Linked DNA regions of Mus musculus: region 2 is linked to region 1. Evidence: chromatin loops called from intact Hi-C (ENCODE). Cell type or tissue: left cerebral cortex. All regions are shown on one strand. Each heading gives the region's core, and the rest is flanking DNA. Links, peaks and the distances in the headings are about the cores only.

The links. A loop is a pair of places that touch in the nucleus more often than their neighbours do. Peaks named below come from ENCODE experiments on the same cell type or tissue, not always from the same donor. Only the 100,000 strongest peaks of a DNase experiment are listed, where the experiment ranks them.
Region 2: a loop joins it to region 1, with 11 times the contacts of the local background. A loop is called at or near these places in 3 of 42 quality-filtered maps.

The regions. Positions count from the first base shown.
Region 1 is chr6:95,479,348-95,491,200 of GRCm38, forward strand. All of the region lies in intron 10 of Suclg2 (succinate-Coenzyme A ligase, GDP-forming, beta subunit), which reads right to left. Among named protein-coding and RNA genes, the nearest start is that of AY512915, 150 kb to the left of the region's middle. In left cerebral cortex, for the core only: a CTCF peak has its summit at 5,243; DNase peaks (open chromatin) are centred at 3,868, 4,610, 5,248 and 6,608.
Region 2 is chr6:96,426,542-96,438,394 of GRCm38, forward strand. All of the region lies in intron 2 of Tafa1 (TAFA chemokine like family member 1), which reads left to right. Among named protein-coding and RNA genes, the nearest start is that of Gm26011, 130 kb to the right of the region's middle. In left cerebral cortex, for the core only: a CTCF peak has its summit at 6,090 (motif pointing left); a DNase peak (open chromatin) is centred at 6,038.

The DNA of each region.
Region 1 (11,853 bases), core at 1,395-9,394:
TTAGTTGGGTGGCCTATTTGCTCTTATTAAAAGGAAAGGGGGAGATGTTGGGAGCCGCCCCCACATTCGCCGTCACAAGATGGCGCTGACATCCTGTGTTCTAAGTGGTAAACAAATAATCTGCGCATGAGCCAAGGGTATTTTATGACTACTTGTACTCTACCTTTCCCGTGAACGTCAGCTCGGCCATGGGCTGCAGCCAATCAGGGAGTGATGCGTCCTAGGCGAAATATAACTCTCCTAAATAGGGAAGGGGTTTCGGTTTCATTATTGAAGGGGCTTTCGTTTTTGGGGCTGGGCGCTGGGCGCTTGCCCTCCTGGCTCCCAAAGATGTAAGCAATAAAGTTTTGCCGCAGAAGATTTTGGTTTGTTGCGTCTTTCCTGGCCGGGCGTGAGAACGCTATTAAGAGCCTAAGCTTGCCACGGGACGGCTCCTGTGCTCCCAACCGGCTACCAGGTGATGTCTTTATAACAAAGACTCTGAAGGCATGGCCATGGAGAACAAGCCCTTCTATGTGGGCACAGATAACAGCAGGCACTTGGTCAGCACGGCTCACTCTCAGACAGTGGCCAGGTGAGCGCACTGTGCTGCTGAGGAGGCGCTGGGACACTGCATCTGCTGCAGCAGTGGGAAGTGAACACTGGGCGTCACACCTGCCAAGGGCCCCTGGGTGCAGTGACTAGGGGAAGGAGCCAGAGTTCTCACCTCTGCCATGCATTACGAGACTGGTGTTTACCTAACCACTTGACTACCTTGAGTTTCAACTTTAAAAAATATTATGACTGCTTTCCCTGCACATAGGGCCTTGCGCCATGTGCATGCCTGGTGACTGCAGAGGCCAGAGGAGGACATCAGATCCTCTTTAAGTGGAGTTACAGACGGTCATAGCCCACCATGTAGATGCTGGGAATCAACCCCACGTCCTCTGCAACAGCAACAAGTGCTCTTAACACTGAGATCTCTCTCCAGCCCTGCAACTTCTTTAAAATTTTCTTATTTGTTGACAGTTTCATAAACTTACATAATGAACTTTAGTTACTATGAACCAGTTAACCCCTCTCACATCCCTCCTTCACCCAATACAATTCCCACTACGCCCCTCCTACTTCCACAGCTTTTGTGTGTCACCCACTGGATTGATTAAGGCTGCCTGCTTGAGCCTGGGCGTGATGTCATTTGAGGAAAGTATCACCTGCTCTCACAGCCATATCATTGTCTCTGTGCTGGGGTGGAACCCCAGCTCCTTTATCTCCGTGTAACATGATCTTCCTTAGAGCTACTGATCACTCTGTACTTACGCATGCCAGGATAATGCCCAGCAACTTAGATGCAGCATATGATTTTTCAACACGAGCTCTAAGGAAGTGCTACTGTCCTGTGTTTATGGATGAAGTAAGTCAGTACTGGAGAGAGAGAAAGGAGGGGGTGTGGTGATGCAGTGTATGTGTATGACAGTTTTACAGGGACAGTTTTATAGACACAGGTTGCAGAGAAGACAAGCTAGACCCAGGTGAAGACAGAATGAGCCAGAGAATGAGAAGGAGCCAGCAGATTAGAACAGATTGCCAAAAGTTAGTATAAGGCCAAGCAGAGCAATTTAGTCCGAAACTGAAGGAAGCTGGACTGAATCGGTCAACCTGTAAGATCAGATTAGAAGTCTCCAGGCCTAGGTCTAGGGAGAGTTAGAACAGAGCAGGAAAAGCTCTGGACACAGCCTAACCTACAGCTTGGGCAGAGCCCTCATCTCACCATTTCATCTGAGGAAATAAAGTGATGTTTACATCTGTTTTACTTTCAGCTACACTATTGGTAAGGATAACCCTGGGAGGCACCTTTCTAAGGATGGCAATGACTTCTTCAGCTAGACACTTGATAATGAGGTGGAGCCCAGCATCTGACTCACTCACCCTTCCAGACTTTATAGGAACAGGAAGGAAATTTCAATAATGCTAAACTCTTGACAGAATGGTTGTTATTCAGGGGCTGGCTTTAATTGGAATCAAACGTGTGTGTGTGTGTATGTGTGTGTATGTGTGTGTATGTGTTAAGACAAGGCCTCTCATTGGCCTGGAGTCACAAAGCAGGAACCCCAGGGATCCAAATGTCTCCACTCTCCAGGGTTGGCATCACAAGTGGACACCACTAATGCCTGGCTATTTTACGTTGGTTCTGACGACTGAATTCAGGTCGTCATGCTTGAATGGCGAGTACTTTGCTAACTGAGCTATTTCTATGCCCAACCCATTGTTTTTAATGTTGTCACAGGGAGCTTCTAAAACAGCACTGGGACAGTCATGTGACTGACCTTGCCTCCTGCGACCACACGCTCGCTCGTGTAACTTGTCCCCTTTCACTGTGTAAGAATCTACGAATGATGGGACATCACTTCTGAGATGAGATATAAAAACCTTGCTTTCTGTCTGCCTTGTCTGCTTTGATATTTCTACCATTTGCTGGCAAAATGCCATGTTTCAAGCTACCCTATGTACAAAGCCCACTTGTCAAGCACCCTCTAGCTAACTGCTACTGAGCCATGAGGCAACCAGGGAACAGCATCTGGTGCTAACCATAGACGCTAGCTTGAAAGTGAACTACCTCTTAGCAAGCCGTGGGGTCCTGCGGAACACACCTTTCCTGCAACCTGGTGAAGACTGAGTGCGAGAACTCAGCTAGGCCCCACCCCGATTCCTGACCTCGGGTCCGTATGATATTCACACCCTTCTTTAGCACTTTCAAACTCTGGGATCATCTGCTATGCACAGACAGAGACGTAACACAGATGTAAAGCTCAGTTACATCATTACAGGACCCCAGTGTCCATTCTGACTCCTTTGGTAAGCTGAGTCTGGGTTCCAGAGGCTGAGAAGCAGGACAGGGTGTGCATCATGGTTAGGTCAGAGGCTAAGGAATCTGTACATTAACCTGCAGGTGTGGCTGTCATGGAGCAATGGCAGAGTGAAGCAAAAATAAGGCCTGGGCTAGAAGCACACCTCTGGACCTGAAGTCTGATGTGTCATTCCTATCCCCTTTCACAAAGGAGTCGACTGGGATACCTTCCCTGGGTGCCTTCCTGTCGGCCAGAGACCAAACGAAAGAAAAAGTACAAGAGCTTTTCCTTTCGGGCATTCTCCAGTCTCAGCACCCAGCTCCCCAGGCCTCCACAAACCTGTGGAACATAACTGTTCCAGGCCTCTCTCCCACCCCTCTCCTGGTATTTTGGGGGTTGGCTTGTTTGTTCTTTATTCATGGTTTCCTTCACTCATTCTGAGAACTATCCACTCAGAATTCTCCATTCACTATTACCTGAATTTTCCATGCGTAAGGACGAAACAAATGCTGATTACAAAACAAACAAACAAACAAACAAACAAACAAAGGAAACCAACTCACATATGAAGCTGCTTTTCCTTGGAGCCGACAGCATAAATAATTCAGGCCCTTAATTAATATCATCTGCAGCATCTGGCTTAGGAGCAGTATTCTCAAGGGGAATAAGAAGGCTCCATGTTAAAATTCACAAGTGCCTAGGCAGGCACACCGAGCCCCACTGGCCTTTGCCCTGCATGCCCATGCGCTCGCTCGAAGCTGTCTCTCCCAGTCTCCTGGGCCTCCTTCCCTGCCACTGCCTTCAATGTTCCAGCTACAGCAGGCTTGTCAGATGTGCTGCTGGAGCACTCAGTGATCTCTACATCGCAACAGGGATGAGCCCTGTGGGGCAGCTTAGTGATATTTCCCACAGCCTGCTACACGTCCCTGTCAGCGCTGGGTTTGCTTCTCAGGGAATCTTGCAGTATCAGCTACATGTTACATGTGAGCTGACAGACTGGGTAAGGACAGCCACAGTCACAAACGATGATGCCTGAGGACAGAGGTTTGGACAGATCCTTCTCTGATCATTTTGAAGAGCTGAGGGTTCTCCAGAGGCCTTGGCAGTGACTCCATGTCCTGGCATTCCATTTGCCCTGGCTACTCTCCAGGGCAGGCTCTAAGCTGCAAACAATTCTCTTACCATGTGGTGAGCCAAGTGAAGAGAGTCCTCACACTCGAGTTATGTTGATGGGTGCAGTCGGGGAAACGGTGAAGGGAGCCTTCCCTCTACCTCCTGGCGGCATCTTCAGTGCCACACCAAAATACCTAATTGCTTTATAATTTCAGGATCTACTAAAGCGAATTTTAATTATACTTGCTGTTATACTTTAATTACAGTCTTAATTATTAAGCACATACTATCACACTTGGAAGAAGCAGGGTGTGAAGGGATTGTAACACTCAAAGAGCCCAGGAATAAACTGGACTGCACTGAGAAGTGAATCCAGAGAGAGCCGCCATGAGCAGACGGAGGTCAGAAGGAGGCTGGGGGGAGGCCAACCCAGGACACAGGTGAGGAGGACATCATGGGGAACAAGCCAGAGAAGGATGAGCATGTGAGGAGAGAAAGGCAGGGTGAGGAATTGGGGAGCTTGCCATGTGGCCTCCGCACTTGCCCTGTCCTTTGTCTCCCTCTCTTCCCCTGCATGGCTAGGCTTTGCCCGCATCCTGGCCTGGCCAGCAATTACTACCATTTGCTTCCTCCTTCTGGTTGAGGAAGCAGCTGGAGGGGAAAGAGAAGAGAGATTGCAAAGAAAAAGGAGCCAGTAAAAATCAGGTCATGGGGAGTGAGGATGCCCTGGGCAAATGCTTGTGAGTGTCTCCATCTTTGGGGGAATGGTGTTATTGGCGCGTTTGAGGCTTCTTTCTGACCTCCATGGCTGACATCTATTCCAAGCCCCCTTTCTGACTTTATTTCTAAGTAGAAACCATCACAGCCACTTTAAACTCTGACATGGAATTAAGTGTTCTAAAGAGTGTGTTTATGCCCTGCACACAATTAGGATGGGGACTGATCACTTTCCCACACTTAAATGGTGCTGCTGATATGCTTTAATATTTATTAAATGCTGCCATGCTTCTCAATGGGGCTGCAGGACAACATGCTAATAACCACCCATACACATAACCGATCAACCCGCACAGCTCAGCTGGCTGTCACTTCTCAACTCTGGCTTCTTGACCGCTGTCTGGCCATGTGGCTACCTACCCACTTCCAGGCCTTGAGAATGACAGCGTGTAGAGAAACAAAGGGGGCACTGGCTCAGCACAGACTCCTACTCGGCTGCTAGCAGACATGAGAAAAAGAAGCACATGAAGCAGGTAAAAACGTCTCTGCTTCCAAGTGGTCTATAGTGGCTTCCTGCCACTGGGTGGAGGAAGAGAGCTGTAAACAGAGATGCAGGGGTAATTTATCAATCCACCCTGTGCTTTCACCATGCAAGAGAGAGGACACTGGGCAGGGCTGACAGGGTTTGAGTGAAGAGATGCAGCCTCTGCCCTGCCCCAACTCAGGCTGGCCTTTACCCCAGGAGCAGAGGATAACACTGTCCAGTGCAGACGCCTCTCTTGAATTACTGCTTTTATAGGCATTCAGATGTGCGTATGTGTGTATGTATGTATGTACATATGCATGCATGTATGTTTTTATATAAATGTGTGTGTACACATGTATGTCTATGGAGGCCAGAGATCAACACTGAGCATATTCCTTGATCACTCTCTACCATATGTTTTCAGACAGGGTTTCTCACTGAACCTAGAGGTCAATTTACCAAATTGGCCAGACTGGCTGGCCAGAAACTGGCACCTGCTTACCTCCCTTCACTGTTACCTCCACAGCTCAGCCCAGCCCAGCTCAGCCCAGCCCAGCTCAGCCCAGCCCAGCCCAGCCCAGCTCAGCCCAGCTCAGCCCAGCCCAGCCCAGCCCAGCCCAGCCCAGCCCAGCCCAGCCCAGCCCAGCCTAGCCCAGCCCAGCCCAGGGGTTACAGGTGTGAACTCTGCTGCCCCTCCTGCTAACATGGGCTCTTGGGATCTGAACTCAGGTCCTCATGTTTGTGCAGCGGGCTCTATACTATAACTAAGTCAACTCCCTGGCCTGATCATTCAGGTTTTTGCTCCTTTTAAAAGAATACAACGCCACTATTAAGTACATATTGACTACATGTTACCAGATTTTAAAAGAGACTACGAAGATAATATTAAAAACAGTATAAGCTTGCTGTCTATGTATGATTACTGGTTCTTAAATATCATAAAACTCAATTCTCAAAGCAAATCTAAAAGCAACATCATTTTAGCCCAACTTCACAGATAAAGTACCCAAGGTACCAGGAACTTAGCAGCTGACCTAATGACTCCCAGAAAGTTGGAAGATAGAAAAAGAGTAGAGTTCAGATTTATCTGAAATCAAAACCACACGCTGGCCATGTACCATAGAGCACCATGCAAAAAAGAATGCTGGTAATTCTTTAAGCTAAGCCTTCACTTCATCTCACTGGGGGAAACTGAGGCTCAGGTACTAGGGAATCTACTTGGTCAAGCAATCAGTGAGCTATCACAGGCCTGATTCAGCCTCCTGTTCTAAATCAGGGCTGGCACACGCTGGCTTTTAAGCCCAATGCAGCCCACAGTCTCTTTGCATGCTACTTGTAAGCTAAGAATAGTTTTCATATTTTTAAATAGCTGGGCAAAAAATCAGAATAATATTTTGTGATACATGAAAATTACATGAAATTCAAATTTCAGTGCCCATAAATAGAGTTTTGATGGAGCAGGGCCAAGCTGATGCGCTCACAGGCTGCTGATTGCTGTGCTCTGCAACACCAGAGCTAGGGCGGTGACACAGACAGTGTGGCTCACAGGGCCTGACAAGGCTCAGTTCTGCTCGGAGGCTTCCTTTCTTTCCTTGGAGTAGAAACAGGACACACTCTACAAAGCAGTAGGTTCCTGGGGTCCGGTGTCCGTGGGTCCTGTTCCTTCTTTCCAGCCATCATCAGACAGAGCACTGTTGTTTAGCCAATGTTTGGAATCTCTTCTCTCTTGTTATTCCTTTAGTAATGGAATGATTCCACAGACATACTGTGAAAGAGACCATGGACACATTTCCATCCACAGTAGCTCCAAAGAACATAAGCACCTAGGAATAAAACTCAGAAAAGAAGCAAAGGCACCACAATGAACTTTCAATCTCTGAAGAAAGACACCGAGGAAAAACTAGAAAATGGACAGGATTAGTAGAAATAATATTGTGAAAAATGATCATCCTAACAAAAGCAATTTATAGATTCAATGCAATTCTAATCGAAATTGCCAAAACATTCTTCACAGAAATAGAGAAAGCGCTGTGAAGAAGTATTATGACCAAGGAGACTTATAAAAGGAAGGATGTAACTGGGGCCTTGCTTACAGTTTGGAGGGTGAGAACATGACTATTATGTCAGGAGCACAGCAGCAGAAAGGCAGTCATGGCGCTGGAGCAGTGTCTGAGCGCTTACATCCTGATCCAACGCAGAGAGAATGCAAATTGGAATATCATGGGGTTTATAAACCTTAAAACCCAGCCCCAGTGCTATACCTCCTCCACTAAGACCCCAAGTCCTAATCCTTACCAAACAGCTCCACCAACTGAGGACCAAACATTCAAAGACAGAAGCCTCTGGGGCCATTCATATTCAAATCACCAGAGGAAAAAAATCCTAAAATTTTCATGGAACCACAAAAGGCCCCAATAGCCAAAGCTATTGAGTAAACAGCCGTGAGTAAACAGAACAAAACCATTCTAAAATTTGCTATTCTAAAGTTCAAGGTATACTGTGGAGTTACAGTCATAAAACAGCCATATGGTACTGGCACAAGAGCAGACATGTAGACCAATGAAACAGAATAGAAGGCCCAAATAAGAGTACATACAACTAGAATCATCTGGTATTTGACATAGATGCCAAAACCACATTGGAGAGAAAACACCAACAAATGGTGCTGGGAAAACCAATGTCCACATGCAAAAGAATGAAATTAGGCCTGCATCTGTTACCTTACATGAAAATTAACTCCAAGTGCATCAAAGACGTCATGTGAGAGTGGAAACACTGAAGCTGCTGCAAGAAAACAGGCAGCACCTAACAGGATGCAGGTGTAAGAGAGGGCTCTCTTAACGAGACTCTATTTGTCCAGAAATTAAGGCCAACAACTGACACCCGGGACTTCATTAAACCAAAACGACAAGGCTAAGAAAACAATGAACTGAGCAGAGAGGAAGCCCCCCCAAGTGGGAGAGAATCTCTAGCTACTATGGATTCGACAGAAGACTAATATCCACAATACGTAAAGAACTTTCTGAGCACAGAATCAAGAGATCAAACTCCCACTGTGCCCGTACCCCTCCCCTTCTTGGAGATAACTCAAGTCTCAGGTTGAACACCACCTGGCAGCCAATGGCAGTGATACATAGGGTCAGTAACAAGGGTTCAGATGTGACAGCTAGTACAAATTGCACTGCTAACATTTACTAAGAGCAGACCTATTCAGACTATTGGAAAGCTAGTTTGTGCCTTACAATGTGTGCCTTACATTATGATGCTGCTACTTGTATATATGTCAGTTTGTGCATATGCCCATGTGCATGTAATGTACTTGTGAAAAAAACAGAGGTCTATGCCAAGTGCCTTCCTCTATTACTCTGCATATTATTTTTTGAGACAGCATCTCTCATGGAATCTGCATCTCACCAATTATATAGACGGGCTGGTCAGCACAATACTGGAATCATGGACCCTCATGCTTTGGTTACACTTTACCTACTGAGCCATCTTACCTCCCCGATCAATACTGTTTTTCCCCCTACATACTACAAGAGAGGAGGTTGAAATTTCACACCTGGCTTTATTCCTAAGAAGCTGAATGACTTGAGAAAGTCACTGTCCATTTGACTGGAGATTCTTCACCCTTGGGTGAGGATCTTATCTACCCACACATTCTATGAAAATTAAGGCTGATAAAAAGTGGTCTGTGACACTGTTTCACAGCCATGGTAAGAAGATACACAGGGTGAGGACTGCTGTGGGCAGTAGCCAGATTTAGCAGCAGGAAGTCTCTGACCAAGATGCAATCATCTGACCACAAAAGCAAGGTTCGGGATCAAGTCTATGCGTGTTCACTGAGAGCCACTCCTAGGTGCATATGCTTTTGCTTTCAATTATGTATCCCTAAAAAAGGCAGCATAAATATTAATGCAAGCCATGTTCAACTGTAATATCAAACTAGAATGCAAAGAACCCTCTGGCAAGCAAAACTGGCTGCAGTACTTAGTCTACTTACTCCCATCATCTACAGGACAGAACGGATCTTTCTTTATTTTTAGAAGATTCATTCGTTCTTTGAGGATTTATCCAGAGTGTTTTGTCTCCTCTTCCCAATTCCTCTCCTGTCCATCCCATCCCATCCACCTAACTTGTCTTTCTTTTTATCAGCCAAGTCCAGGAAGTGCTGCCTGCATAGTCTTGGATGTGTGGCCTTCCTTTTGGACGTGTTACTCTCATTCTCTCGAAGCCATGAGTTGCCAATAGCTTCTGAGCTAGGTAGGAGTGGGCTTCAGGCTTCCCTGCCCCCTCCATGGTGGGGTTTGGTCTGTCATGAGCTTGTTCATGTCTTGTGCATGCTGTAGGACAGATCTTTTGAAGAGCTCTTAAAATCTGCAAGGCCTTTCTTTTACATCAGTCCACAATGCTGACCCAGACCTTCAGTCGTCCTTGCTATGGTTTGGCTATAGAAGGCAATGTCCCCCTCAAAGACTCATGTGCTGTATGAGTGCTCTTAGCACAGTGGTGGGGAGTTCTAGTGGAAGGTAATTATGTCACAAGGACTTACCTAAAGGACTAATGCTGGTTAGAACGTGCATTGTCACAAAAAGAGTGAAGCTGCACTTGCTTCATCTCGTCTTGTTTTCCATGCGGTCTTGGTTGGCCTCAAACCCGATGTGGCCAAGGCTGACTCTGAATTCCTAATTCTGCCTCCATCTCCCGTGTGCTGGTGCCACAGGTGTGGACAGCCAGCCTGCTCTCTTGCCCCTTGGCTTGCCAGATGATTTCTTCCAAATGCATCTCTGCCACGCGTGTCATCCAGGCTCTCTGAGATGAGCAGACGCCAGCAGATGTGGCAACAAAGTAAAGCTCTTTTCTTGGTAAATTATCCAGACGTAGGTGTTTTGTCAGAGCAGCACAAACAGACTGATAGACTGCCTGAGAAGCCATACCACTGCATTACGGTATGGGACTGTAAGTAGGGGAAATGCCTGAGTGTGGACTCTACTGCTAAGATTGTCCTTAAGAAAAACACTGTATTTGAAGAGCTGATATTGTTTGTCAAGTTCTAACTTGACTCTTATAAGAAATTTACAGGCTGAGCCCACAGCCAGAATTAGAAATGGATAATAGGAGGAGTTTCTAAAACACTAGGTCTTGTTGCTGGGCTCTTTTCCACTTAGGGGTCTGCAAACTAGGGCTCATAAGCCAGACCTACTCTGATATCTGTTTTTGTACCAAAAGACTTATTATGACCCAGGGGCAGCCATCTCCCCGGGCACTGTCCAGAGCTGCTTCAACACTACCTACCGCAGAGAGCTAAGCAACTGCAGCAGGGATACATGGCCTCAAAGGACAAGAGCTGACTCTTCACAGGAAAGCTTATCAGAATGCCCCAGCTCATGTCTGATGGGCTGTACAAAGTAAGAAATTATCTTACTTGGTTCTTTCCCAGTTTTTAGCCCCCACTTTACTTCCTGCTCCCAATAGAATAGAATGCTATATTTCTAGGGGAGAAAGTCCCCTGTATGGTTTCATTCACTAATGGCAAATGGTTGGCTCAAAAAGCATCTCTTTTGACATCTGTAGTGTACAATCATGATTATGGAACCTCTTTCTCTGAGCTACAGTGCATCAGGATTTTATTGGCACAGCGCTTTCAGCAGCCACAGTCAATGAGCAGAAGGTGGCATAGGGCGAAAGCTATCTGTCCTCTGTCCTAAAACACTGTCATGGAGGCTATAGGGATAGACTAGGAATAGTCTCCAGGGGTGTCTCTTCAACATTCTTATTGGCAGGGTAGACTCATCATCTGTAAAACAAGGGACTAAATCTCCCTGCAGGCTGCTCCCTAATAGCAGGCTGCTAATTAGAATAACTACAGTGTTGCATGAAGACATGAACTGACTGGTCCCACCGACAATATCCAGAAAGCAGACAGGGAGTCTGCATTAGATACAGTGGGCCTAATGAGTACTCTGCTTTAACCACTCTTCCTTAAAACTGTTCCTTTGCATAACAACGGCCAGAGAGGATTAGTCTGTCACAGCTACCTCCCTCCATCACCTCACTGCCCAGAGAGCTTGGGGACACTGCATAATGCTGGAGTTATCTTCTTTGAGAAGACTTAGCTTACAGATATGACAAGGCCACAGACATCCAAATGGCAGAAATGCTGGTTATGCACATTATCTATCTAGAGGTGAGGTGAGGGAAACTTGAAATGCCTAAGAGAGCAGATTAATGCAGATTAAAAGTTTTGACCCACAGAAGCTTTTCCTGTTCTGAGGAACGCTTGAGGCTAGCACCTGTGGAGTTGGTGTAACTATCAGGAGCAGCAGAGGTTTACGCATTACTGTATACTTAGCCATTCAGACCTGGCACCCCTGGGGACTAGAGTCCCTCCCATGCCACAGGCAGTGCGAGCTGCTGAAGAAACACTAAGAAGAAGGAGGGTCATTGGGGAAGGTGGGGTGCTAATGAGTAGAGGCAGAGGAGGGGTGGGGCATCACCACAGTGAAAGTTGGCCCACACAGGATGTGTCCCCAGAGAATGCGGATGGAGGGGAGAGATGAAAGAGGACCCAGGACCCTGGGTGGTAGGGAGCAATGCAAGGTGCAGACTGCCTAGGAAGGCTTGAGAAGAATGGTTGGTCACCCTGGGAACAGAGATGCCTTGAGTAAC
Region 2 (11,853 bases), core at 1,373-9,372, 950 kb after region 1:
ATTAAAATCAGCCTACGTTAAAGGCTATGGGTGAAAGGGTGTTTTCTTTTGAAAATTAAGTTACTAATGTTAGCCTGAAGAAATGACAAAAATACCTGTACTTTTGACCCCAAACACATAGACTTGTAAGAGGAGTCCTCTCCCTCACCATTGAAAAAGCAGTAATTCCTCTCAGAGTCTGAACCACCAACCAAAGAACATACACTGGGCCTAGGCCTCCCCTCTCATGTGTAGCCAGTGTGCAACTTGGTCTTCATATGGGTCCTGAACAACTAGAACAGGGGCTATCCCGAAGTTGTTGCTTCATGTGGGATGTGTTCTTCTAGCTGGGCTGCCTTGGCTGGGCACAGAGGCTTGAAGTGCCGGGGGAGGGGGGCACAGGAGGGATACCCAAGGGGCCCCGACCCACTCAGAGGAGAAGGGAAGGAGGGGATAGGGGAAGGATTGTGGGAGGGGGGGTGACTGGAAGTGGACAGTGAGGGGAATGTAAAATAAAGTAAAAAAATTTTAAATTAAAAATAATTAAACAAGCAGATCTCAGAGAAAAACATTTAAAAAAATAAAAGAAAAAGAAAAAGGCAGTAATTCCACCACACCTGCTTGGCAACTCAGAGGGATCTATAGTGACTCCTGACCTCCTTATAGGTTTCTCTACGCTTGAGAGTTGCTGTTGCTCCTTTTGGGGCTAACTGTTGCCTTTTCTATGACAGCCTGTGAGAGGTAGCTAGGAGGGAAGAACACTTGGCCCAATTAGACAGCAGTATTTGACATAGGAGTGAGTCACTGGTGTACTACTTTTTACAAACCTCAAACAGGAACACCTGGTCTTATCCATGGAGAACACTGTCTCGTGTTCGGAGCTAGGCTTCATTTGGATGTTTATTCAGAAAGGGAATTGACACCTGCCACTTTGCAGAGGAATTATGGCAAACCACAGCAGCAGCATCTACTTATCCCTGTCACCCCCTCAGCACCCTTCAGGATCACATGCCATTCATGGTCTAGAACCTTTTGTCAACCTTGGCAATGTTTCCTCTTGATAAGACTGGTTTCTGAAAAAGAAAGCATCATTCTGAAGTATTCACACATGTGTATATGTGTATACACATACACACACACATCCATACATGCATATACTTCATACACTCTCTGGTACTCACACTTGTGCACTTACTCACATATATGCATACACACTCACACATATACTTTGTTTTACACACACACACACACACACACACACACACACACACAGAGTTACTATTTCTGTTGTCTACCAGTCAATAAAAGGGATACTTTTTACTTAGAGTGTGACTTCATTTGTGGTTTTGGCAATGACTTCTGTATTCAAAATATCTTTGCTTCAGCACTGCAGAGCCTCACAGATGCTATGCAATTGCTCCATTTCAACTGAAATTTAAATTTTCTCTTAAAATGCATGACCTATTGCTGGTGAGGCTCACCCTGCCTCCTGCCTCTTAACCAAACAGTGAAAGCTGCAGCCCTGCGGAGACCATGGGTAGTTACAGTCCAAGGTTTGCCTTAAGAAGTTGGTTAAGCCTTGCCAGACTCTTGAATCGTCTTCTTGACTTTTAGAATGGTTGAACAAATACAGACTATATTATGTACAGGCCAATGTAACTAGGAAAAAAGAAATCACACAAAAGGCATTATTAAAGATATGTGCCTCTGATGAACTATTAAATTATTAAAATTATTACCCCAGAAATTATTAAAATGCAAATGATTACTTAAAAAAGACAAAAACAGGTGAGCTGAGATTTTCCTGGAAGGTAGACTATGAACCGGGGTGCCCTTTGCCAGTGCCAATGAACAATGAGATTTTATGGTATCTGGCTAGAAGGTGATGATAGGAAGGCTGTAGATTATTGAATTAAATCCATTCCACAGACCGTAATGCATGCTTGCTTGATTCCTCCCTGCACAGTTGCTGTGGAGGTTCGTCTTCCCCTCTTCCCTTGAGTTCAGCAAGGCATGGAGCTCTCCTACTTTAACTGAGTTGTGCCTGGAATATCTTGGGAGCATTTCAGACAGAGAGACAATGGTTTGGAATTTAATTAATGATGATTCTTATGAATTCAATCCCTACTAATTCCTTCTAAAGACATATTACTCGATTCATTTCATTAGAATTATTTTATGGGGCTGGGAATTGAACCTATGTCCTTGTGCATGATAGGCAGGTTCTCTACCAGTAAGCCACAGCGTTACCCCTGAATGCACTTGAATATTTTTATGGCCAGCATATACTGCTGTAAAATTCAAAATTTTCACAAATGTCCCTTAAATAGCTCTCTACGCAAACTTCCAACTAGCGTGGAATCTGACAAATCAAATCACTTTAATGAACCACAGCAAACAGCTCCTGTTGAAACAGCTGTAAGCACAATATGCAAATCATGTTTACGAGTTGCTCATCCTCCAGAGAGAGCGTCTTTCTATGACTTCTTTATTATTTACAGTAGTTTTGAAATTTAATTTTTGTCAACATTGACAGATGCCATTCACGTTAATACTGGGACGGATGTATACGAAGAAGGCTAAACATATGCAGAGATCTTGTGTCTGGGAGTTGATAATGTGGATTGACAAATGGGTTTAACAATATCGAGTCATTTCTGAGCAATCCACAAAATTCACCTGAGGTCTGTGGTAACAGTGAGGGGGAAGGCTAGAGGAATATGAATGAAGAGAGGGGAAAGCCAGTGCTCTGGAGAGCACTGTCTATAATGAAAGCATGACAGAGTATGATTAATTATATTCCAAAGACAGATAATTCCCAGAGAATGTGTCTGTGATAAAAAAGTTTCTAACCTTTCCAGTTGTAATTAAATGAGGGATTCACTAATCTAAGGCGAGTGAAGACTATTTCATTGCATAACTGTCCTAATGCTCCTGTGGAAATGGGTTAGTTTAAATATGCATGCCATGGCCTGCAACGTGACGTTGACAAGCTGACAGTACCCTGGAGGGCACGGAAGGAGGGTCACCCCACCAGCACGAAGCTCTTCCCTGAGAAATGACCAGAGTGGTTCAATAAAACAATGGCTTGGCAAATTCACTTGCCTTAAGTATCTCCAAATTTATCTTCAGCTGGAAAGGAAACAGAAACAAACAATCCACACCCAGTACTGTTTCATGTTGCTGTAGATATCAATCTTACATTGAATGCGCTTCTAATGCTGTTTAGATTTTTCTTAATGTCCTGCCTGTTAAGAGTCTGACTGAGTGGTCTGGGCTTTTTCACTCTGCTTTTTCTTTAATATTTCCTTCCAGACAATAAAAAGCAATGTTGAAAATATTGTGGCTTCTCCGAGGCAGTTTGAATGCATTCCTTAGAGTCTTATTTTCTTCGGGTATTTATTGATTGGTCTGTACAAACCCAAAGCCATTTTAGGTCCTAGCGATTCCCTGTCGATTCCAGTGTCTGACACATACATAGCCAGTCTCAATAGACGTATGTGCTGGAGAAGGAGTACTTGAAGTATATGAGTACTTGAACTTTGTCCTTTAGGCTCATCTTGGTCCAGATATCTAATATCTGAAGCAAAGAAGACAACATAATTACTGAATAAATGTTTCTAAAGTGTTTTGATAAACGCATTGTCATATGCATTTATTATCTTTGACTATATTTTATCAGTTTGAGGAGATGGTGCTATGTGTACAATTCAGTCCCAGAAAGTATATTTGATAAAAATTGGATAACCTCCCCATTTGTAATTAAATATTCACAGATCTAAGCTGTGTCATTACTGTTTTGCTCCATAACTGGTAGTAATATAGATCAAGCTGGGATATTTCAAATATGCATCTTCGTCTTCGTTGGTTACTTGTAAGATAGAAAAAAGAAAGAAAGAAAGAAAAGTCAAACGAAGCACCTATCAGTTGGGATGTCATTAACTTTATGTGGAATATTAAAGGAGATGGCTGATTGGGAAGAAAGAATTAAATAAAAGAATTCCAATGGCTTACTGGAAAGATTGCTGTTTTCTGTGTATAGTAGCAGGCATTAGATGTTAATAGATCAATCTTTATGTTAATTTTTTAGAGAATCCACAGTAATCCCCCCATGTGAAATGTTATCAAATCATAAATTAGTAAAAAGTTATCAGAGAATGCTACATTAAGGACGAGTTACTTTGTCTCAAGGCTGTAAGAATACTTGCTATCAAAGCAAGAGGACCTAAGTTCAAATGCCCAGTCACTACATTAAAGACAGATGTGTAAGCCCAGCAGTAGAGGAGAGGCAGAGAGAAATAGAGCCTGGAATCTCACTGAGCAGCCCTCCTAGCCCAATGGTGAGCTTCAGTGACTCTCCCTCTCAAAAAGTAAGGACAGTGGTAGATGATCTGTGGTCTCGGCTTAGACATGCATCCCCCGCTCTCAGTTTTCACAGCCCAAGACAATTCTTTCTTAGGCTACATATCAGTGATAATGTTGTTCTTTATACTCTCTGCTTCCAGAACCTGGACTAAAGGGCTAGCTTATAGAATGTCACCAGTGTGGGTGAATGTCCTTGAGCCATTATATGTTGAAACTGGGAAGCTAAAAATGATAAAGGGATAACACATCAGTAGGTATTTATTTGTAGAATCAGAAGCCATTGAGGTCTAAGGGATTTCCAAAGTCATGGACTGGGCTGCCTTAGCTTACTTTGAAAGACAGACCCATTCCCCAAGACACAGGGTGGAGTACCACCTTGTGCACACCGTCACAGTCTGAGCTAGGACCCAGTTCTCCTGCCTTTCCATCTAGTTCTATACTATTTAGATTCCTTTTTGTGTTTTTCTTCCTCCTTGAACATTATTTTGCTTCTTGTTACCATTAGGAATTATACAAGGGGGTGAATATCTTCCTTATACTGTTTGGGAAATTTGTTTTACGTGAAACCTTGTTCTTTCTTTATAATTGCTTAAAAGATTTGGATGTAATCTGTTCTAAGCAGGCTTACTGTATGAAAGATAATTGAATTTAAACCTTTTGAATGATGATCTTCACTAAAAATGCATTGTATAATGTTCATGTTAATAAAGAAATGGAAGCCAATAATGTAAATTCATAGGTAGAAAACATAATCCATAACACTAGCAAATGCCCACTGAGTTTTTAAAAGATTTATTTTATTATTTTAATTTGTGTGAGTGAATGAATGTCCCCTATGTGGGAACACTTATGGAGGCTAGAAGAAGACACAAACCCACTGAATCTAGGGTTACAGGTGCTTGTCAGTCATAAAACATGGGTGCTGGAAACTTAACTTGGGTCCTCAAAAAGAGAGGCAAGTGCTTTTATAACCACTGAGCCACCTCTCCAGTGCAAGGCTCCACTTAGAGGAATTACTGCAATTCAGACATCCTGGAGCACAGTTATTTTATTCTCTCTCACCATCACTTCTTAGCAAAACCCATTCAAGAACAGTTGATGTGCTCTGGATTCCTTTAAAAATACTGGAACAACTCTGTTCATTTTAATGGCACATAGAGGTAGCAGAGAAACTGATTAATCCCACAAAGAGACTAATCACTGCATATAACTTCGGCATGTAGTAAAATCAGCTTCTTGCCTATGGTTTTTCAAGTCAAAGTTGAGCACTGACCTGTAGTTATTGTTGCTGAAGCTGAGTCATGTTGAAAGGAAATCTGGTCAACAGAAGAAAATACCATCTCAGAAAGAAGAGAGAGAGAGGTAGGGGTGGGGAGAAGGAAGGAAAGAGGGGAAGGAAGATAAGAAGGCAGGAAGGAATTGTATAAGCATTGTACAGTTTAAGTATGTGTCAACTTGGCACATTATCAGCAGAAGATCCAAGGCTTGTGGACTCCCTCCTGCAACTCTCACCCTTAGTTTAGAAGCTTCTATCTTCAGCATCTGATGCTCAGAGAGGGAACTCATTCACCGCTGCTCAAAATTCTAAGAATAAGCGACTGCTCAGTGCCCATCCCCAAACAGGATGTCTATGCCGCCCCCTCCCCTACTCACACTCAGAGCCCCAGGAAACAGCACAGAAAGGCTGAAAGGACTTTGGGAGCTAAAGGATGGGGAGAAATGTGGTGGAGTGCCATCTTCTGGATACACTGTGGCCATTGCAATCACCACACAGCAGCCATGACTGCCTACAGAGTAGTTGCAAATAAGGAATTGGGAATGGAACATGAGGCTAGTGTTGCATCTAGTTGGGAAGAAGAGGTTCCACAGAAGTTGGGAGGAGATGAAAGAGGTAGTGGAGGTGAATATGATCACAATGTATGTATAGAAATATGAAATTGTCAAAACAAATAATTTTAGAAAATAAAAAGAAGGCAGGGGTTACAGCTCAGTGGTACAGTGCTTGCCCAGCAAGTATGTGGTCCTAAGTTCACTGAACAGAATTAAAAATCAATGCAAAGGTGAACTAACTCAGCAAGCATAGTAAATGGTTACAGGCAACTATGACATGAGCAAGGTAGCTGCAAACCACTAGAACAATAACTCAGCCAGGGGCTATGGTAGAAATGTCTAAAGGCAGGTCTGTCTTGACTGAGGCATAGGGTTTGGGTAGGGTTTACTAGCACCTAGTAGACAGAATACTATATCACTCAGGACTACTTGGTTTCCAGCAAAAGCATTCTCTGTCCCCAAAATGTCAATGCGATGAAGTCAAGGAGAATGCCTTACATGCTGTATCCACATGCTGCCCAAGTGACCCACTGCTCACAGTATTCAGATCCTGTCACCTAACCCACAAGGCCAACACTGATGTCACTGATTGTTACCACTGAGGACCCCAGTGAAGTTAAACTCATTTCTAGCTTGTTTAGTGCAGTCAGTAAAAATCACTTTTTCTAACCCTAGCCTCAAATTGATTCATCATGCTCAAAACAGACTAAGTGTTTTCTTTTCTTCAAAGTTCAAAAGAGATGTGTCTGTATTAGAGGGATTGAATCTTTCATTCCAGTTTAGTATTCCAAAGATGGGAGACACTGGCTAAGCCTTGACTCGGATCTAATTTATCCTGCTGAGCTACTTAAAGTCTTCATTATCATAAAAATAATTGGTTATTTTCATAGTAAGACTACAATGGTTGTTCGCTTTGATACGGCTTTGTAATGAGAATATTACTGAAGCTGCATTTCTTCTAAAAGAATGATTTTTACCTGAGTACTTCATTACAATGTGTGCATGTGTGTGTGTGTGTGTGTGTGTGTGTGTGTGTGTGTGTGTGTGTGTCAGGGGTTGTGGGGGTATGGGAGTGTTTGCCTATGTGTAGTGGGTATCAACCTGTTAAACAAATGCTTCTATTGAAGAAGTATAATATTTCAATTCTCATTCTTGAGCAAAACAAATTATTTGAATCATGGTGTTAGGTTATACAAATAAAAATTAAAATACTATTTTGGCATCCTTCCTGAGGTGACAGCTTGAGAGCAGGGGTTGGGGATGTGGTCACAGGATGATTCTTTGGCTCTTTGCATAATTTTAAAAGATCAAGGCCATGGTTCTTAATCTGTCAGCCTGCAGATCCACCAGCTACACTCTACCTGCTCTGCTTGGAGCAGCAAGGGGCTGGTTGCTGCTCGCAGTCCTGTCCCAAGTCCTGAGCACAGTGGAAGGGATCAGCAAACAGGAAGCCCTGATAGAGTTGGGAAGGAATTGTGGAAGGGAAGAGCAGAGAGCTTCCTTGTCCATTCTAGGACACCCTGCTGGGAAGGCCTGCTGGAGTTCCACTTTCTCATGCTGAATTCTGAAACTCAGTACTTACTTAGACCACCTCCTCCCACAATCCTTCTGACGGAGGTCTGTGTCTCCCTGCTATTATCTATATCTATTCCAACTTCATTTTAGTTTCAAACCACTTTCCTTTCTTCTGTAATTCCTCCTCTGATGAGAGTCAGGACTCAAAGATTCTTCTCTAGAATCTGACTTCACTTCCTTGGGGCAGGAACTGGGACAGAGAAAGCATGTGCCCCAAGAGTAGATACATCCTTAGAAGGGACTAGAGTCTTCTGACATAGCATGCTTTCTTTTCGTGTGGACAAAGAGAGTGTGTAGTAGGGAGACATGGGACAGACCTGGCCTTTGAATTTGAAGCTACAGAGTAGAGTGGAAGTTACCACCTTTTCTGCTCACTGCAGACAAAACAAACTTTAGTTTTCAGGATGGATCCAGATCTCTGACCTGCCCCTTCTAGCTGTATTATGTAGGCAATTCAGTTAGCTTATCTTCCTTTGGTCCCCTTTTCTATTTAATAGGGAGCAAACATCTCTTAATTAACAGAGTTATGCGTTATCCATAGTCTGATTCAGAGAATTGCTTTGAACATTGCCTGGCCCATGGCAGAAGGAACTCCATAGCATTATCATTATTGTTTAGCTTCTTCTTCGTCACACATATAATATGGGACACATACATAATAACATAATTTTATTGTCTACTTTTTAGGTTCATTTAGATTTCAGTGTATTACCCCAGCCCATCCTAAGTCCTTAGTAAAATAGATATTATTATTGACACCTACTCTTGGATAGTTGTAACTATGATTTCTCTTAATGGTGAAGAAAAAAGTACATGGAAGCGGAGTTGTTAAAAATAAGTGAATAAGTACTTCATATCTATAAGAAGCAAGCCCTTAGACTTGTGTGTTTGTGTATGACCTGTGTTGGGGGCGTGCACTTGTGTGTATTTCTGGGAAAGCAAGAATCTGACACTTTGTCTGTTCACCAATCATTCTCCATCCTATTTACCTGAGATGTGGTCTCCACTGACCCTGCAGATCACAACTCTGATGGACTGATTCCTGACAAGCCTCAACAATCAGGATTCTTCCTGTCTACTGCATATAAGCTCTGGGATTATAGGCGTGGACTGCTGTGCCTGGAGTTTTACATGGTTGCTGGTAATCCAATATCCTAATGTTAGCTTTGCAAGCATGTTGCTAACTGAGTCATTTCTCCTGTCCCAAACATTTTAATTTTTTTCTCTGGTTTCTTGAAAAATTATTAGACACACAAGACTTTCCTGCAATAAAAATGTAAAACTGCAATTAAAAAATAACCCCAGAACTTTTGAATAAGCTGTGTGCTTTCTAAACATTTGATTAACCAATAGCCATGTTGCTCTCTTGCCGTCTCCTGACCAAGTTCTGTCTGGTTCCCTCCTCTGCTGTTTTATCACCTCTCCCCACCTGGACTTCTAAGTTTTATTACCTCTGTCAGCCCTCTCCAGTCTCCATCTGGACTCAGAGGCTTGGAAAACCACAGGGGGACCGCTGTCTGCTATTTTAAGGGAAATCACCAACTGTAGTCACCAGGGTTTTCTGAAAGAGCCTAAATATGAATAATTACATTCTTCTTTCTCTGGTTAGTATCATTCATACAGAACTGTTTCCAGGCATCTCAGCTATATCCATTCTCAAAGACAAATGTTCTTTCACAGCAAAGTGTGCTCAAGGATCATTCTAGAAGTCACTTCTAGAAGAACACACTTCATAAATACAAAAACTTAAAATGACATGGTTAAGTTTTGCACCAAGCTCTGCCTAACTGCACAAGAAGCCAATTGTCTAGTTTATCCTCCTAGGGCCATAAAAGTGCCTACTTAAAGCCTAAGTGGTTTATGATCTTGTCTTATAGATTATAGTTATGATGATATAGAAAAGATCAAATAGATCACAGATATGTCTTATAGATCATTGATAGATGGTAAATGTCTTATAGATCATAGATCATAGATAGACCTTACCATAAGTACAAATATTGCACTTAAAGTCCATGATAGTTGTTTAAAGGCATAGTATATTATAATATAGCAGTTCTCTAAAGCTCAAATTTTAAGTAAAATTAGTGTTCCACTGAGATATGTTGGCTGTGAGGTGACATTTCTCTCAAAATTATGACAAACCCGTAGGCACACACTTTACTCAACAAGCTCGTAGTCTTGGGCTGGGAAAATGGCTTAGCCAGTAAAGTAATGCTGAGTAAGCATTAAGACTAATTCAGTCCCCAGCACCTATGGAAACAACAACAACAACAACAAAACAAAAAAACCCTACCTCAGCGGTACTGTGAGCTACTGTCCTAGCAATGTGGAAGTAGAGGTGAAGTTCCCTGGAACTTACTGGTACTAGTCAAGCTAAATCAATGAGTTTTATAGATCTTGGGACCCAGACTCAAAAAGTCAGGTAGTAGTAGAAAAAGCCACTTAATATGAACTGATGCTGTCCACATACACCTGAACACACAGGCATGTGCATTACTGATAAACACAAACTCATGAACTCGTACAAACAAACTCAGTGTCTTTATGTCTATTACTTTTCCTTTTCCTCTATTATGGTTAACTTACTCTATGACAACCTCATATGCCTGGAGAATACATTCTCATCTGCACACTGTCTCTGCTTCCCTCTCTGTCCTTGCCAGCCCTTCCTCCATCCAAGCCCCCACCCCACTTTCTTTCTCGTTTTTCCATTTTGGTTTTACATTTACTTTGCCGGTATGGAGCTATCTACTGGTGCATGAGAAAACATCTGTGGCTACACCACTAAAGACAATAACTTCCTCTCTACTGGCAGCCCTTGACTCCCATTAGCTCCCATAACAGAGAGCTGTGCCCCATAAGCCCCCTTTCCATCCATGACTGAATATTTTGGGACTCACTGGTGGTCAGATCCCATCAATCAAGGTGCTGTGAGTTCATGAGTGCTTCAGCCATCATACTGTAATACTGTAGACCACATTCTTCTTCCCAGCCCTTAGACTCTTCTGACTCCTGTGAAGCTCCTGAGCCTTGAAGCAAGGGGTAGTTCAAGGCCAGTTATTCTCAGCACCATGACCTGGAAGTTTGCCTTAGTGCCTATGACCTCCCTGGCCATATCAGCTTTTTATCAATTCCTTGATACAGAAAATGAGCACCTTCCTATAAATACGGCCTCAGATCCAAAGAGCATTCTGTTGGTTACTCCAATAGCAGCCATTCCCCTAGACTTTCCCCAAACTGGAATTTCATATTACTTCATTTTCATAGCCCGCAATGGTTACACATCAATGCTATGATCTCTACCTCACTAATATCCCCACTTAGAAAACCCACTTATCTTTCTCAACCCCGTTCAAAGATAGAATTAAGGACTCAAAAATTCAAACAAGAGTTAAAAATCTGCTGTAACTATCAAGTCACTCCAATGACAGCACAAATCCTCACTATGCAAAGAAAAGTCAGGATCCAGTGTGGTCCATGATCATAATTTCTGAGAGGATGTGTCATGGCTTATCAAAGATGCTTTGAAAAGCAACTCTTACATAAAATCCTCATGGCGCTTGGCAAGTATCATTTCACTTTAAATATCCACTTTCATATGTATGACCAGGGCCATGTGCCCAGATCCCAGTGAACTGAACAGAGTCCAGGGGAAACAGCATCTCCTCCAGATGAAATGAATCAGGATTTATGCAGCCACCTGTATAATACATTAGCTGCCACCTGCCGACCTCCCCAGCTGTGCAAAGCTCACTGAAATAAATAGGCTAAAGTGGCCAGAAGTAGGGAGCAGGCTGAGGAGCCTGGGAATAGGAGCCAACACAAATGCAAAGAAAAGCTGAGGGGAGTCAAACCCAGACCAAACCCAACCCAACACGGAGTCTCAGGAAGAAAGGACACAAAAGCTTCTGGGTTAACTGCAGGTCAGTGGACGACAATTCTCCGGCCAAGATGTGCTGAGCTGACTGTCCTTGTTTGTGTAACTGTCATCTCAGCCATCAAAATTATGATTCTCACAACAGAAACGCACACTGCTGTGCTAAGCTAAAAAGGGTGGAAGTAAAATAACAAGCCAGTGTGGGACCTCGATGATACACACAT